2 separate regions of the Mus musculus genome follow, and region 2 is linked to region 1. A link is a loop called in an ENCODE intact Hi-C map of the cell type or tissue named here. Cell type or tissue: left cerebral cortex. All regions are shown on one strand.

Region 1 (8,000 bases):
TTTGGGGGAGGAAAAACCTTAGCTAGATTTCTACTTTCAAGACAGCACTGGTCAACACATAAAGATTCTCTCAGAACTTGCCACTCGAATTGCTCGGCCCCACCTAACATATTGCTGCATTATCACTGAATTGTCCAAGTGCCCAAATGCTCCTGGCCTTTTTATCTTCATTGTTTTATTTGCCCCTCTCAACCTGCAAGAGTTTCTGGGACAGGAAACTGAGAGAGAAGTTTACAAAAAGTGGAGGGAGAGAAAGATCCAGAAGGAAAATTGGTCAGCGCTTTGGAATGAGCACCTACTTGACTCCCTTCCTTCTGCCAGAAGATGGCAGGTGGAGGGTTTCCTTTGGTCTCACATTGGAATGACACGTTTGCTCCGGGAGCTACTGTCTGGTTCTGGGGCTTAGTCACAAATTGTGGTGGGACTGGGAAGAAGAGAGACAGAAAAAGAAGCCGGATTCAGTGGTAGGGAAGTCGGTAGGGAAGCCCAAAGCTAGATTAATTGCTCAGATCTCTTTGGTTTTATCGTTTCTCTCTCCAGAAGTATCTCATGTGATCTCCCCATGCCTCCGGTTCTGCCCTCTCTCCCCCATTCTCCTCCATCACCACCCCTCATTTCACCCCTGCAAGCTGACCCAGGAAGAGCCCTCACCGTGAACACTGAGGGAGCCAGATGCCTCTGCGCGGCCCACACTGTTCTCTGCTACACACGTGTACGTCCCCTCGTCTTCAGAGCTCACTTGGTCGATCCAAAGGCTGTGGTCACTCCGAATCTCATACCTGCTCCACTCCCCACACCAAGCTGGGTTGGCCACAGCTACAAACCCCGTCTCTCTCCCCCAGAACAAACACCAGGGTCAAGATAGGCAAGGGGCGGTTCAAATGGTACAGAAGAAGATGGCACCCACTATATGAAGTAAGTTTAGCCAGGGATCGGTAGTTCTGGGAAATAAATTTCTCTATGCCATGGCCAGGTAGGGTCTGGGGTTCCTGGGTTCCCTCTGTTGTCAAAAGGAGGGGGCTTCTCACCTGCCCGCGGGCAGCTCCCCATCATCCTTGCGCCAGTGTAGATTGGGCTGGGGATCTCCCTGCACCTCACACAGGAAATTCACAGGGGCATCAGCCAGGACAACCTGGTTTATTGGTCTACGCAGAAATGAGGGACGCTCTACAGAGTAGGAGCCATTGAACTGTCAGGGGTACTGCACAGCTACTTCCTCACTGGGCTACACACTCCCATAACTCCAAAATGCCCGGTGCCTACCCAGTACCACAAGTTCAGCTGCCCCACTCTCTCGTTCTCCAGCCATGTTGGAGGCTACGCACATATACATGCCAGCATCACTCTTGAACGTGTGTGACATCATCAGCTTTCCTCCACGTATCTGGGGAATAACAATGGTAAAAATTGGTCCTTTACAGTCAAAATGTTTGTGATTGGTCCTTTACATCAAAATGTTTGTGAGTGTGTGCATGCTTGTACGTGTGTGTACATGTGTATGTAAATTTTACTTGGTTCCTTATAGTAAGCTAATGAAGTTGATTCATGTATCAGATATGGGGGCTTTGGGGCATCATGGTGTTCTCTCTTGACTTTTTTTTAGGAGAGGGGTGCTCTAGAACTCATTTTGTAGACCAGACTGGCTTTAAATACAAGGATCTGCCTGCCTCTGCCACCCAAGTGCTGGGATTAAAGGTATGCACCTACATACCCAGCTCTTTCCACAAAAAAACAAAAACAAACCTGAATTCTTTACTTAGTAGCTTAATTTCAGATCGTCTTCTGTACAGTACCAAGACATTATTCATAGGTCTCAAGTCCCTTAAGACTAGTGGTTCTCAACATTCCTGATGCTGCAATCCCTTAATGCATACAGTTTCTTTAAGATTTATTTATTATTATACATAAGTACCCTGTAGCTGTCTTCAGACCCACCAGAAGAGGGCATCAGATCTCATTATGGGTGGTCGTAAACCACCATGTGGTTGCTGGGATTTGAACTCAGGACTTTCGGAAGAGCAGTCAGTGCTCTTAGCCACTGAGCCATCTCACCAGCCCACATATAGTTTCTTATGTTGTGGTGACTCCCAACCATAAATTTTTTTTGTTGCTACTTCATAACTGTAATTTTGTGATTGTTATGAATTGTAATGTAAATATTTGATATGCAGAATATTTGATATGCAGCCCCAAAGGGGTTACAGCCCATAGGCTGAGAAGCACTGTCTTAGACTTCCTCCTTTGAGGCATGTCCTAGACTCATTGCCTACATGTATGTGAATGTGTACACACATACACACACACTCACGGTGATCCTTCCCTCCTCTTCCTTAAGCTTTATTTTGCCTTTCTTCCAGGTCACCAAAGGCTCTGGGTGACCCTTAGGGGGCACACATTCCATTACAGCTGGCTCCCCCACCGCTACCACCACGTTCCCAGGCGATTGCCGGAAATCATCACGGAGGACTGAGAATAGAGAAGGGACCATGGGGAGAAAGGTCAGAAAAATAAACAAGGTAGAATGATGTTAACAGGAGCTGAGTGTCATAGAGGGGGTCACAACTGACCCGGTTTCCTGAAATACCAAGTCAAATCTACTTCCTCCCCCATGGTCAAGGTTTGGTGTTAGAGACCAAAGGTCTCTGTCCCAAAAAAGACGTTCATTGGGCTGACCCCACTCCACCCCGCCCCCAGGCCAACTTTCTGTTGGCCTTCCGGAGTGCCCCAGGTTCTAGAAGCATCAGCTGACGAACTCTCTTACCAGCTACTTCCAGAGAGGCGTTTCTGCTAGCCGCTGCTCCCAGGTAGTTGCGAGCCACACAGGTGTAGACACCCTCGTCAGGCCGAGAGCGACGCCCGTGCACAATGCGGGGAAAGAAGAGGGCGCCGCTGGGCAGCAGCAGACGGTGAGCACGCGGATCCTCCCGTGCAGTCGCCACACGCGCCCCATTCTTGTACCACTCGATGTTGGGTCGAGGCCGGCCTTCTGCACGACAGGGCAGAGTAGCCGGCTCGCCCCTGGAAACCACCAGATCTGGCGGCTGCTCCACGATGCGTGGCATGGCATCTTCTGGCCCAACTCTTGACCCTGGAGAAGAAGGTAACTCCAAGTACCCAGGCAAAGCAACTGGGGGAAGACCAGGTTTGCTCTGAAGAGTAAGAGAACCCTCTGCCTCACTCATCTCCCATGCTTCCTTTGCTAGAGAGTCATCTACATCACATCGGCCCACCAGTCCTCCTGCTCTGTAGGCTCTGGTAACGCCTTAGCCTGGAACAACGGAACCGCCCTCAGATAGGCAGATCTATAGAAGGATCCGGGCACAAACTCCTAGGAAGGTTTTCTGGGCCTTCTTGAGATCCAGGCCTCATTTCTTGACTAGTGAGCGATGACTGAGCATGCTTTGGTGAGGAACCTGTACCCTAGCAAGTTGATTTGCATTCACACACACTGGATCGCATATAAGTCTTCCTCAGTGAGCAACCAACCATGCATACCGTACCGTAGCAGACACTAGATTATTCATCTCTGATGATCTCTGCTCCCACAGATGAAATGGACAAAATTAATTGTCCTGGATTCTTCGTATAAAAAAAGGTGTTAAGGGCTGGGGCTAAGACTAGAAAAGTTCTTAATTTGAATGCTATGAAGCCCCAGGCAATCACGGTTTTTTCCCCCCCTATTTCCAGGAATCCTGTGAAGTCACAGAAATTAAATATGGTGGAAGTGGAAATTTGAGTGGCGCTGCTTTTCCTGAAAGGTACAGTTTTAAAAATCAAGAAATTCCTTTCCTCCCTAGCTCTCTTGAAACTATTTCTCTGTACATTCCGCCCCTGTCTTTCTCTTGTCCTACAGACCTCCTTCCTGAAGCTGGGTCATCTCCTGCCTCAGGTTTGGGACCCAGGTGTCATCCTCACCCACAAATGTTCCCATGCCTCCATGTATCCTCATTCTCGCCTATGCAGAAGAGTTAAATACTGAGCTCTCAGTCAGACCTATTCGCTTCTGCCAGTAGGCGGCGCTGAAGCCTTGCACAATCTGGTGTCCTTAAATAACCAGTGACTCTTGGGCGCATCTGTTCTGCGGCTCTCTCTCGCCCCCACCCCGCCTACCCTGTTCCAATATCCTCAGAGACCTCTTGGTTCTAGGCCCAGTGGGGGATTAGGTTTCGTTTCTTGCCCTTCCTTTTAAGAGTTCTGGTATAGAGAATGCTGGGGCGTGGCGGGTGCAGGCTCCACCCTGGTCGTTGATTTGATTGCTCAGTGTAAAATCAGTTTCTCTCCCACGTATGGAAGAGAATAAACTTCTCAGTCTTTTCCCTTCCAGATAGATGGAAGGATGTCTGCTGCTCAAGCATCTCTTTCCTCCGTCCCATCCCAATCCTGTTTTGGAAACACTCCACTGAGAGAGGCCCCTGGAATGGTTAGAGCCCAGGTTTTGGCTTCGAAATGCTCTGAGCTAGAATCTCAGATTTGACACTTCCCAGAGTTAGTAAGCTGGACATCTTATTTAACTGCAGCCCGTTGGTGGCCCATGCCTGTAAGCCCACTGCTCTGGGTGTGGAGGCGTCTAAGTTACATAGTTAGGCTAGGTCTCAAAAAACAAAAAGGTTCAGGTCTCTAAATTTCACTTCCTTATCTGCAATGTGGGAGTTCAAAACCCCCAAAAAGATGCAAGGCACAACAGTAGCTATGACAAGTTTACCATTACTTAATATCCTTTCTTCTCCAGCACTTTAATGTGGTTCCTACAGTCTCTACCTGAATGAGACTTTAGGCTCTAGTATTTCTAAACCCATCCCATCTCCACTTCAAAAACCTCTCATATGTGATAAAAATACACTTTAAGTTCCCTGCTGCCAAGATCTTGCTCTATGCTTTTGTGGTCACTGCCCTATTCTTTATCCTCCATAGCTGTTTTTTTGTTTTGTTTTCCCTAGTGGCAGTGTGTAGTGACCAACAACCATCGTCCCTCCCTGACTTTTCAAGCTTAAATGAAAAGATAGATGTCTGGTATAAAGCTCTAGGTGAGTAAAAAATCCGAGAAAATAACTGCTTGGTCTCTTGGGACTCCTCAAAGGTGGCAAGACTGGAGAATCTCAGCCCTCTTCAAACTCCTTCCACACAACACCCTTCTGATCCACGCTTTCCCTCTAATTCCTGCAGACACAGCCGAGGGCTCTCTTTCCCTGGAATTTCTTCCCTGTCATTCCTGGTCTCCAGAGATGCTTCGACAGCAGCCTAATGAATAGCTAATGGCCATGCAAATAGGGCTCTGGGGCTCCTCCCTTGCACCTGAGTACGGGGGGGGGGGGGAGAGAGAGAGAGAACGAGAGAGAGAGAGAGAGAGAGAGAGAGAGAGAGAGAGAGAGAGAGAGAGAGAGAATCCTTTCATCTTTTAGAGACTGCAAAGGTGGACCATGTCCAGAGTCCGGGGCCCTAGCCTAAGTTGGGCAGAGGCTTCCAGAGGGAGAGTTCCTGACGTAGCCAGCAGGGAGCGCGATCAGGCCTCTCTCCAGACTGCCTGCAGCGCTCAGGGGGGGCAGCGCTGTCTCAAGTTATTTATTAATCACTGTAATTAGCAGTAACGACCTCGCCATCGCTCTGCCAGGCTGGGTCAGCTGTGAGTCTCACTGGGGATACAAACTTAATACTAAGTTTCCTTGAGAAGATTGCTGACTTTGACCCTCCGCGTAAAAACACCTACAAAGTTGGGGGCTTTCCCACCCTTGCTCTGAGTGAGGTTTTTGAAAACTTTAGGTCCTGGAAGTGGCATCTGCTACTTGGGTGGATCACCTAGTGCCCGGTTTAGCCTTGGCCGACTGGCGACATCGTGCCCTGGTCTAACCTTCCTTCTTAGCTTGGAACTTGCCCTTTACATTTCTCCCACCTGGGGTGGGTGTGGTAGGTGGATAGTAGGAGAGATGAGGAGAAAGGGGCTCAGCAGCCCTCCACCACAGGCAAATACACCAACTCAGACGCTCCTTTGGGACCCCACTTCCCAGGAGGGCCCTGACAGGCGCCCCTGGGTCCTGGAAAAGGAGACCTTCCGTCTTCCCTTCCAAGCAGCCCTCTCATCCCGATCTCCAAATCTAAGGTCCCCATCGAACAGTCTCACCATTGAGAGAGGGATCTCCAGGAGGAAGCAGACTAGGGTTGAGCGCTGCCAGCGAGGAGTTGAAGCCGAAGAGTAGCTCGCTGGAGTTGGAGATGTCCCTGGCCAGGGAGTCCGCGAACAAGTTCATCTGTAGTAGTGTTTTAAGCAGGTAGCGCAGCATAGCGCAGCCCGCCTGGGTCTTGGGCAGGGGCCTCGGAGCCCAGCCCTTGGGTCTGGGACCCGCGGGCCGGGAGCCGTAAGCCCCTCCACAGCCTTTGCGCGCTGCGGCAGCCACGATGCCGCTGTCCTGCAGGCGTGCCTGGGTACCGGCCGTGCCTCTGCGCGGGCTGTCCTCCTTCGCTGGTTCTTCTCTCCACCCCCCCCCCCCCCAGTGCCAGAATCCCCTGGGAGCTGGGCGGGCGGAAAGCAGGTGCCACTCGGATCACGCCGTAATTAAGGGCTTAATCCGCCTTCCTCCATATCCCCACCTCCACCAGGATGGCCACTAACAGGGCCGCGCGCAAGTTAGAGTCCCCGCCCCACACTCCTCTCATCAAATGTTGCTCTGAACCTGGCGGGAGAGTCTCTCTCTCTCTCTCTCTCTCTCTCTCTCTCTCTCTCTCTCTCTCTCTCTCTCTCTCTCTCTCTCTCCCCCAAGACGCGGACTGAGCCTCTGTCAGACTCAGCCCTTCTTTCTAAAATTATAGCAGGAATTATTTCCTTTCTCGGACGTCAGGGAAACTGAGGCATTGGGAGAGCAGACACTGTTGAGCTCTCAATGTCCCAGCTTCCAGTGCCTTTCAAATTCTGGGTCCTGGAAACGTGAGCGCAGGGTGCTAGGATACCTGGGAGTGGGGGTGGAGGGGAAGAAGAGAATTCCACCGCTGGATCACCTCTCGCCCCACGTGCGCGTCCGATTCCTCCTAATCCTGTGGCTTGCCACTAGGAACCCACAGGGATACAGAGATCCAACTTGACCTGGAGTCCTGCTCCAGATGCGCCCCCCCCCCCGCCCCGTCAGGAAATCCTGCCGGGTGCTCAGAACTGAGTAAAATTGGAGGAGACCCCGAGAATCCAGGCAGCACGCACCTATTAGCATAGTGCATTGCTCCACTATGACGTGTTTTAGGAAGTTGTTTGACAGTTTTGAAGAGACCAAAAGTCTAGAACAAAGGAAGCAAAGTGTCACAGACCGGGTGAATGCCAAATTGTGTGAAACTGCTGGAACCAGATAACAGCTGTTTATCCTCCCGGTCGGGGTGAGGTGGGGTGGGGTGTGCAACAGGAAAACCAAAGCCCCGGTTCTGTCTCGAATAGGGGTTATTTTAGCCTTGGAGATGTTGCAGCCAACCATCTTTGCTTTTGCCCCTCTCCTGCACACACTTTCTCTAGACTGGAAATGATGTTGAATGTGGAGCAAGAGACCGTGGCTTTCCCATCCTGTAGGTTCTGTGGACAAGTAAGTGTTTGGATTGCTCTTAGGCTATGTAATCGTGCAGCGGCTGCTTCTGATATGTAAGGGGACACCTGCACAGGAAGACAGCTCAGAGCGCTATATGCTACTCAATTCCAGGGTGGAAGATGAAGCTGTGGCAGATTCCAAACCAAAAGCAGGTCAAGAGTAGAGGAACATGGCCCCACCAACCAGTTTGTCTCTACAATCCAGTGTCCTGCCCACGGAATTCTGGGGGCATTTAGTGCTTCGGAGTCCTCGGTCCAGGACCAGAGAGCTCAAGGTGGGATGAACTAAATGGTGAGGGCTGATGGGGCTCAACAATCCCACGGGACTTAGAGCCCTGGGAGCTGACACATCTGTGGGTGCTGAACTGGGTCCCTGGTGCATCCACCGAAGACAAAACCTGGGCAGATCTTGAGAATGGGGTAGGCTAGGGCACTAAAGAGATAG
Region 2 (8,000 bases), 210 kb after region 1:
GTCTCCGATTTGTCCTTGGCTACCTGCTAAGTTATCTGGTGTCTGGAGGACATAGGATGGCTGACTCTCATATTCATCAACTGGGGACAGTGTGCTGGACATTGTGATTCTCAGGTGGCCTGATCTTTAGCAGGTTGGCTCACACTTGGAGTTCATTTCTATTGTGGTAGAAGAGTTCCAGGAACATCTAGAGAGAGCCAAGCCCAAAGACCAGCTTTAGAAGCTTCCACTTTTGTACCATGCTTGCTGAAGCCTCTGACACCTGAGGGCATGGAAGGCCACTACCTCAGGGGATGGATGTGGTAGAAGAAGATGGAGGGTATTTTAAGAAACCACACCAAACTCCTCTACCAATTTTGGTGTTTTTTTGATTTTTGTTTTTTTTTTTTAAAGGAGAGTCCAATGCGGATTATAACAGGGACCTGTACACCTGCATGTTTCCTGAACTCATTGAAGACTGGCGCCAGACCTTCCACTACGGCTCCCAGGGTCAGACAGATCGTTTCTTTCCATTTGGGTTTGTCCAGGTATGTATTCAGAGGATACATATTCAGTGTTTGGAGTTTATGGGCTTGTGTGGAGAGTGTGGACTATGTACATGTCTGTACTGGGATTTGCAGCCCAACATTTGTCCAAACAGCATGTCCTGGCGCTGAGCTGTATATTAATTTCTATGAACTTACTGATGAGATGATTATATCTTCAAAATGTTAATAAATAACGAATCTTTCTTATAAAAGCACCCCAGTTTCACTTGAAAGATTTTAAAAGGCAAAACAAATACCCAAACAAAAACCAAATCAAAAAACAGTCCCAACTACTACCACCACAAAGCTAAGACCATTGAGAACTCAAGAAAAAAAAGACTTTTGTTTGTGCGTAGTTGTTTTTTTCTCTTCGTATATTATTGTAAGCCTTTTTCATGCCAATAAATATTATTCTTCAACATGATTTGTCATGATTGCAAAGTATTCTGAAATGTGGATGCATTGTAACATACTTAAATGAGTTCTTAATGGATGGGTACTAAGTGGTTTTCGTTATTTTGCTTTTACAAACCGTGGCATGTTATTTTCCTGACAGCAGATTTCTTGTAGTCTAATTATTGCCGTAAGATAAATTCCCAGAAATGGAATTGCTGGGTCAAAAGATAAAACCTTCTCAAAGGCTTTGTCAAATCCCCATTTTTTTTTGTTAAAATTATGAATTTGCATAACTGTGCCTTTAGCAACTGTGTGTAAGAATGGGGACGGTCCCATGTTGAACAGGGTTGTGCATTTCCTTGGCTGACTCAGGCTGGCTCTGCTGCATTGTTAGACCTACTAACTAACTGATTGACCAAACTACCATGTTATCTCCATACCCTCCAGAATTGACCATATTTATATGTCCTTTGTTTGAAACAATTTTTCTTTCTTACACTTTCCTAGGTCTTTGCTTGGATCTAAGGGAACTACTTGTGATTATTCAGTATGGGTTAGGTGCCCTTTCCTCAGATAATCTTGTAATATCTTATGCTTTCGTTTTGTTTACATGTGAGTCATATAGGTGGCTATGTTTTTTTGGGGTCAGGTTTGTATTCCTAGTATGTAGTTGGTTAGCATCAATGATGGCTTACAACACAATATGAAAGAACACTGTCAGGAGAGGAAGCCCTGCATCTGGTTACAGGCTAGTCAGAAGGATTGTATGTTCATCCTTAGACAAAAGGAATAAATACATGGGCCAAGTTCAAAATTAAATTCATGAAATATCTAATGCTTAGACTTTCTAGCTGAGTGGTAGTTCTTGTCTTTTATGGAATAGGAAATTACACAATTAAGGTGTTAGGAAAAAAACGCCCAACCTTCAGTAGAATGGCCACTGTCATGGCTTAGGTATTACCCTGTGACCATTGCAGATACTTTCTATTCACTACCCTCTGTCTCTTGTACCTCATATATATATATATATATATAATTTTTTAACCATACTCCTCCTTAAGAAGGCTTCTGTGTATATGTGTTTGTGTGATGTATGCTTATGTGTAATTTTGTGTGTGTGGTATGTGCTTGTATGGTGTGTGTGTGTGTATATGTGTATTTATGTGGTCTGTGTCTGTATGCTGTGTGTTTGCGTGGTGTGCATTTGTGTATATACCACAGTGTGCATGTAGAAGTCAGAGGACAGGCACCCAGTCCTCATCTTCCTCCTTGTTTAAGACAGGGTTTCATTGCTTACCACTGCAAACACCAGGCAAGCGGGTCTACATGTTTCTGGGGGACTTTCTTGTGTGGGCTTCCCATTTTGTTACAGAAATGCTGGGATTACTGATGTGTGCCACCTATCCTGGCTTTATGTAGGTTGGGTGGATCTGAACTTGTCTTAATGCTTTTGTGGGAAATGTGTACTGACCCATCTCCCCGGCCACTGTGCCCTGTTTCCCAGAAAGGGTTTTTGTTGACTTTCTTCCACCTAGCATGGCTTAATGACTTACTTTCTTTTTTTACATGTACTTGTTGTTTGAAGGTGACTATGTAGTTCGTATGAAAAATATGCACTTGGATGCATATAACCATGGCATCTGGTCTTTTAAATTTGACAGTTTGCAGAAGCCTCTTACCCTTTAGCCTTAACTTTATCACCAACAAAAATATGCTAGTTACTTTTTATATTACCATATGTATTTATATAAGTATGTGGATTCAAAGGGAAACACCCAATATGACAACTCAAGATAGTGTGGTACAAGGTCTGGGACTGGAGTTACACATCTGGGATTCCTACTCTTTGAGCTGTGTAATTGTGAACAAACATCTTTCTTATTTTAAGTATTGCATGACTTAATCTATGTGAAAACATGCTGGGTGCTAGCATTTATTATTGTTGTAAGAAGTCAGGACATTTGCAGGGAGAGCTGTCTTGTTAGGAAAGATGACAGATGGTGTTTGAAGTAATGCAGCGGTGAGATCACAGTTAGAAATTCAGGACTGGAGCCCATGGAAGAGACCATGGCTGGTGGGGCACTCAAGAGTTACTGATAGACAGGTGGCTGGAAGCATGAGGGAAGGAAGATCTGGAGGCCGGGTTTAAAAGGGATCTTGGAGGAACAGATTGAAAACTTCACTAGTATTTGTAACATCTTTTGAATGTGACCAGTTTTGTGGGTTTTTTTTGTTTGGCAGTTACATATCTTCATTAGTCTTCGTATTTGTAAGAAGCACCATGGGAGGTTGAACCAAGCTTCTTCGCAGTACTTCAGATTAGGAAAAAAACACAAGCATTTCATTTGGGTGTGGAGTATGCTGGTGCCCCCACGTGGCCAGGGTGCAGCAGTGCCGTCTGGACAATTAAGGGAATTCTCAGTCAACTGCCATTTTGAGGAAAGGACTTTTTGACTTTGAGGGTCGATTGTAGTGGGTCTTTGTGTTGAACTTTAGGCTGTTTCTAGTGACTTTGTTGGTTCGTTCCTATTATGTCACTTGCTGGTGACTCGGGTTCCACTTGCAGTCCTTGCATTGAAAGAAGATGGATTACTCATTAGATCTCTCTCTCTCTCTCTCTCTCTCTCTCTCTCTCTCTCTGTGTGTGTGTGTGTGTGTGTTGGTGCAGGTGCATGCACTTATATGTAGAAGACCATAGGACAACTTTGGGTATGGTTGGTCATGTGCTATCCATCATTTTTTGAGATCAAGTCACTCATTAGCCTGGAATGTGGTCTCTGTTTCCACAGTGCTGGGATGTGATTTCTGGTGATCAGACTTTCCATGCAAGCCCTGTATTGGCTGAGCTGTCTCCTCAGCCTTATTCTTTTAGTTTTTATGAGATTCTGGTGTGAAGCACAGTTTGTCATTTCCTATGTTAAGACAGATTTGCATGCTGAATCTTAACAAGAGAACTGGAATGTTCCTTTAATTCTGTGCCATAGTCAAGGCTGTGGCTTGTCACTGTTTCAGCTTTCTGTTTTCCTAATGTCACACTCGTCACTCACGAAGCAGAAAACATCTTTAAAGTTTCTTCTGGCCATGTGATGATATGAGGCTTTTTTTTTCTTCTGGGCAGCAGGATGAGTAAGACTGGATAGAACAGTCTGTGTAGCTTCCCTGATGGGGTCAGACGTTTTGAAAGAGTGTCAAACGACAATTTGGATGCTGGCCAGACTGTGGTCTGATTTACTGTTAGATCGTGTTTGTAAGAGAGACAGAAAGTAGGTGGATGTCTTCCATTGGCTGGAACTAGGACTGGGAAGAAGGTGCTGTCTAAATCAAAGAACAGTGTGCTCGTAGGAACCAAAAAACTAAGAAAGTAAGAAATAGCAGGAAATACTGTGTCACAGTAGTTGTAAGGTTTTTTTTTTCTTCTTTTTTCATTTGATCTTTTATTATGGTATACTAGTTATATATAATGATAGGTTTCATCAGGATATTTTCTTCATGTACATAAGCAATTTGGTCACATTCACCCCATTACTCTCTCTTGTCCCCTCTCCCTCTTGCTAATCCTGCTTCTCTTTCCAGGTAGCTCCTCTTCATGTCATGTGTGTGTATGAGTGTGTATGTGTGTGAGTGTATACTTGTGTGTCTGTCCATGTCCCAATGCGGTATCATGGGTGCAGGTTTGCTTATCGGAGCTTGGGTACCTTACCAGTAGCTACATCACTGGAGGAAATGTCTCTCCTTATCAACTGTTAACTACATATAAATCCTCAGTGGAGGAGCAGGGGTGGGGGTAGGAGTCCATGAGCCCCTCCCACTTTCATGATATTGTTGACAAGCCCAGTCTTTTACAGCTTTTATGCAGGTAATCACAGACATAATGAGTTGTGAGTTCCAGTATAACTCACATATAATGTAAGGGTATATGTATCCTTAGATACACACATAGAGTGTATCATCTTAGAATTCTTCCTAACCTGCTTCAGTATCCACATGGCTTGCTCTCTCTTGTTTATTTTGTTCATTGGCTATATCTCTCCTCTGGAATGTGATCTTGTAAAATTTTTGCCTTTTTTTTTTTTTTGTCTGTGTTAGAATCAGAAGTTAGTGGTCCATTCCTCTAAAGGTATACCCTTCCTTTGACTTTTACATTCTTCTCTGCTTCTTCCTCAATGCTCCCTGACCTTTGGAGGGATTCATACAGTCATTGAATTTATGCTTGGCATTCAATAGCCATTTGTTCTCAGTACTTTGACTAGGTCAAGAATCTTCCAGGAGCCTCTGTTCTTTGCAGGCTAAGGGGCATATCAACTTTCAGCATGAAGTAGTTAGTCTTACTGCTCACTGTCTAGAGTCTAGCACTTACCCTCACTGCTCCTTCACTAGCCAAGACTCCCATTGACTTAGTGTCTCTTATCAGAGCCTTCCAAACCCTCCTTGCTTCTACCTTGACTCTTTAGGACATTCTCAGAGTATCAGTCAAGGTTCCAGGGTCCCCCCTCTCCCATTTGAGTGGCAGCTGATGCTAACAAGGCCAAGTATGCTTTGCTCCCATCACCTCCTGACCTTACTTCTCAATGCTCTCTACCTATTCCATTTGACTCATACTGGCCGCCTAATTTTTTTTCCTTACATACACTAGGCGTACTCTGACTTTAAGTTCTTTAATTCTTTTTTTCCTGCCTGCAAAGTGTTTATTTTCTATTGCTACATAGTACTATATTTAGCAGCTTAAAACCATCCAACATATATTTATTTATTATCTCGCAATTCCCATGAGTGTGATGTGAGCTGGGACACAGATGGCTTAGCTACAGCCTCTGCTTGTGGTTACAGAAATGGTGTCTGGCAGAGCTTGAGTCTCCTCTGAGACTTGGGGTTCTTGTTTAACTCCCATCATTGTTGGCAAAGTTAATTTTCTTGAAGCTGCAATAGGACTTATGGCAGTCAGATTTCTGAAGGGCAGCAGGGCCACTCCATGGCACCAGACCTTGTCTGAAAGGCATCCCTGACTTGGTCAGGCTCACCAAGCTTCCCTCCTTTTTGGTGATCTTGAAGCCAACTGGTTAGCAACATTACATCTGCAAAGGCATTCTTTGCCGTGTTACAGGATGTAATCATAGGAGTAACATCCCATTACCATAGTCTGTTAGTGAGAAGCAAGCTTCAGGTCCCCATCACAAAGGATGTAATATCATATAAGGATATAAGGGTCATATAAAGGTCAGAGTGTATCATCTTAAAATTCTTCCTAACATGCTTCAATAGCCACGTAGCTTACTCTCTCTCTTTGTTGTTGTCTTTGTTCAGCCCCAGAACTCTCTCTTTTCTATAATATATATGTAATATGCATATTACATATAATATATATTTTTCAGTATATCTATTATTTTCTTGATGGTAAAGTGAGTTATCACTTTTGTCTTATTTTGTTCATTAGTCATGTCTCTCCTCTGGAATGTGATCTTGTAAAAAATTTGCAATTTTTTTTCCCTATTCTATCTTCTTGGTGAGGTTGGTGCCTGAGTCAAGTAAACATTTGTTGAGAGGATGACTGAATGGACTGACTGATACTACCCTAGCTGTTGATCCTTCACAGGCTCTTTCTGGAACAATATTTTCTGTACATTCTGGTTGTCTTTGGTGAGTTGCCCTAGATCCCCAAAAGTTAATCCAAATGTTATTGATTCTAAGCTATGCACGTAATGCTTTCTCTTGAGTCCTGTGTTTGTCTGGCCCTGTTGGTTTGTTTAATTTCTGAGCATCCTGTTCCCATTATTACTCCACTAGGGTGCTTGCATATGTCTATGTCTATGTCTATGTCTATGTCTATGTCTATGTCTATGTCTATGTCTATGTCTATGTCTATGTCTATGTCTATGTTGTCTATTTCTATAAATATTAAGCCTTTTGCCACCGTAATGAGTTCCTGAGACAAGTCAACTTAACAGGAGAACGGCTTGTTTTGGTCAGATTGCAGTCTGTATCTAGGTGGTCCTGTTGTCATCATTATGGGGTATGTGTCAGAGAAGCCTGTTCACTTTATGGTACCTGGAGGTTGGGGGAAGAGACTGGCAGTTTAATATTCACTTTGAAATCAACTTCCCAGTGATTTAACTTCCTCCTAGTAGGCCCCATCTCTCAAAGATACTTTTACCTCCTTTCCAGCACCATGGACTGGGGACCAATTCTTCAATATGCACTTTTGTGGGTACTCAAATTCTAATTCTAACAAACATCACAATGCTTCATGGGCAGCCAGTTTCTCTGTCCAGTCACCATGCTGTCTTTACAATTTACCTTTACTATGTCAAGCAGTTTCAGTGACACTCATTGAACTGAGATTCCTTTAAGGCTGACCATTTTAAAGTTCTCCGCTGAGCCACAGGGCTCGGTAGCCACCATATACTCAGTGGCTCCCATCATTCACAGAATCAAACAGCAACAGGGTTCATACACTTGGCCAGCTGTCCTTCCAACTTTGCATTTCCCTCATAACCTCCCCTGTCCCAGGTAGACTGCACCCTCTCTCAAAACAGCAGTTCTTCTTCAAGAACTGCTTCTCAAAAGAAACAGTTCTTCATCCAAGCAGGGCTCCTTGGATAGTTAGTTTCTCATATGTTTTTTTTTTTGCCTGTGTTTTTTTTTAAACTTCTAAATATATTATGAGGCATGCCTTTGTACAACGGTAATCACTGTCTATTTGAAATATAAACTCAAATTGCTGTACCACCAATTTAGCTTTCAATCCATACCATTTTATGTAGTTACAAATTTATTTTGTTATGCTCAGATCTGTCCCTCCAGCAGAGCTTTTCAGCTTTGTAAGCACTGGTATCAGCTACATTGACACTTCCAAATTCCATGGTTCAGAATAATCTTTATGTTATAGTTCACATACCAGAGGAACTGGAGTTTGGGTGATCTTGTTTGTGCCTGCCAGGGCTCCTTAAAATACCTCTTGGGCTTAGTTGGAGCTCAGCTCCAGATGAAGCAGAACTGGGCTTGTTAGATGGACAGTTCTGTTCTACAGCTGTCCTAATTAGGGTTGCTATTGCTGTGATGAAACACCATGACAATAAATAA

What was found. A loop is a pair of places that touch in the nucleus more often than their neighbours do. Peaks named below come from ENCODE experiments on the same cell type or tissue, not always from the same donor. Only the 100,000 strongest peaks of a DNase experiment are listed, where the experiment ranks them.
Region 2: a loop joins it to region 1, with 3 times the contacts of the local background. A loop is called at or near these places in 13 of 42 quality-filtered maps.

Annotation. Positions count from the first base shown.
Region 1 is chr9:37,426,727-37,434,726 of GRCm38, forward strand. Robo3 (roundabout guidance receptor 3) reads right to left here and starts at 6,449. Exons shown (of 28, transcript NM_001164767.1): 1 at 6,116-6,449; 2 at 2,762-3,088; 3 at 2,309-2,466; 4 at 1,264-1,384; 5 at 1,029-1,167; 6 at 652-779; 7 at 300-424. The coding sequence starts at 6,275. In left cerebral cortex, CTCF peaks have their summits at 1,941 (motif pointing right), 4,014 (motif pointing right) and 5,488 (motif pointing right); DNase peaks (open chromatin) are centred at 3,241, 4,080, 4,969, 5,492 and 2 more places; H3K4me3 peaks cover 2,122 bases; H3K27ac peaks cover 2,903 bases.
Region 2 is chr9:37,633,228-37,641,227 of GRCm38, forward strand. Siae (sialic acid acetylesterase) reads left to right here. Exons shown (of 10, transcript NM_011734.4): 7 at 394-527. Among named protein-coding and RNA genes, the nearest start is that of Tbrg1, 20 kb to the right of the region's middle. In left cerebral cortex, a CTCF peak has its summit at 3,301 (motif pointing left); DNase peaks (open chromatin) are centred at 3,021, 3,268 and 3,910; H3K27ac peaks cover 583 bases.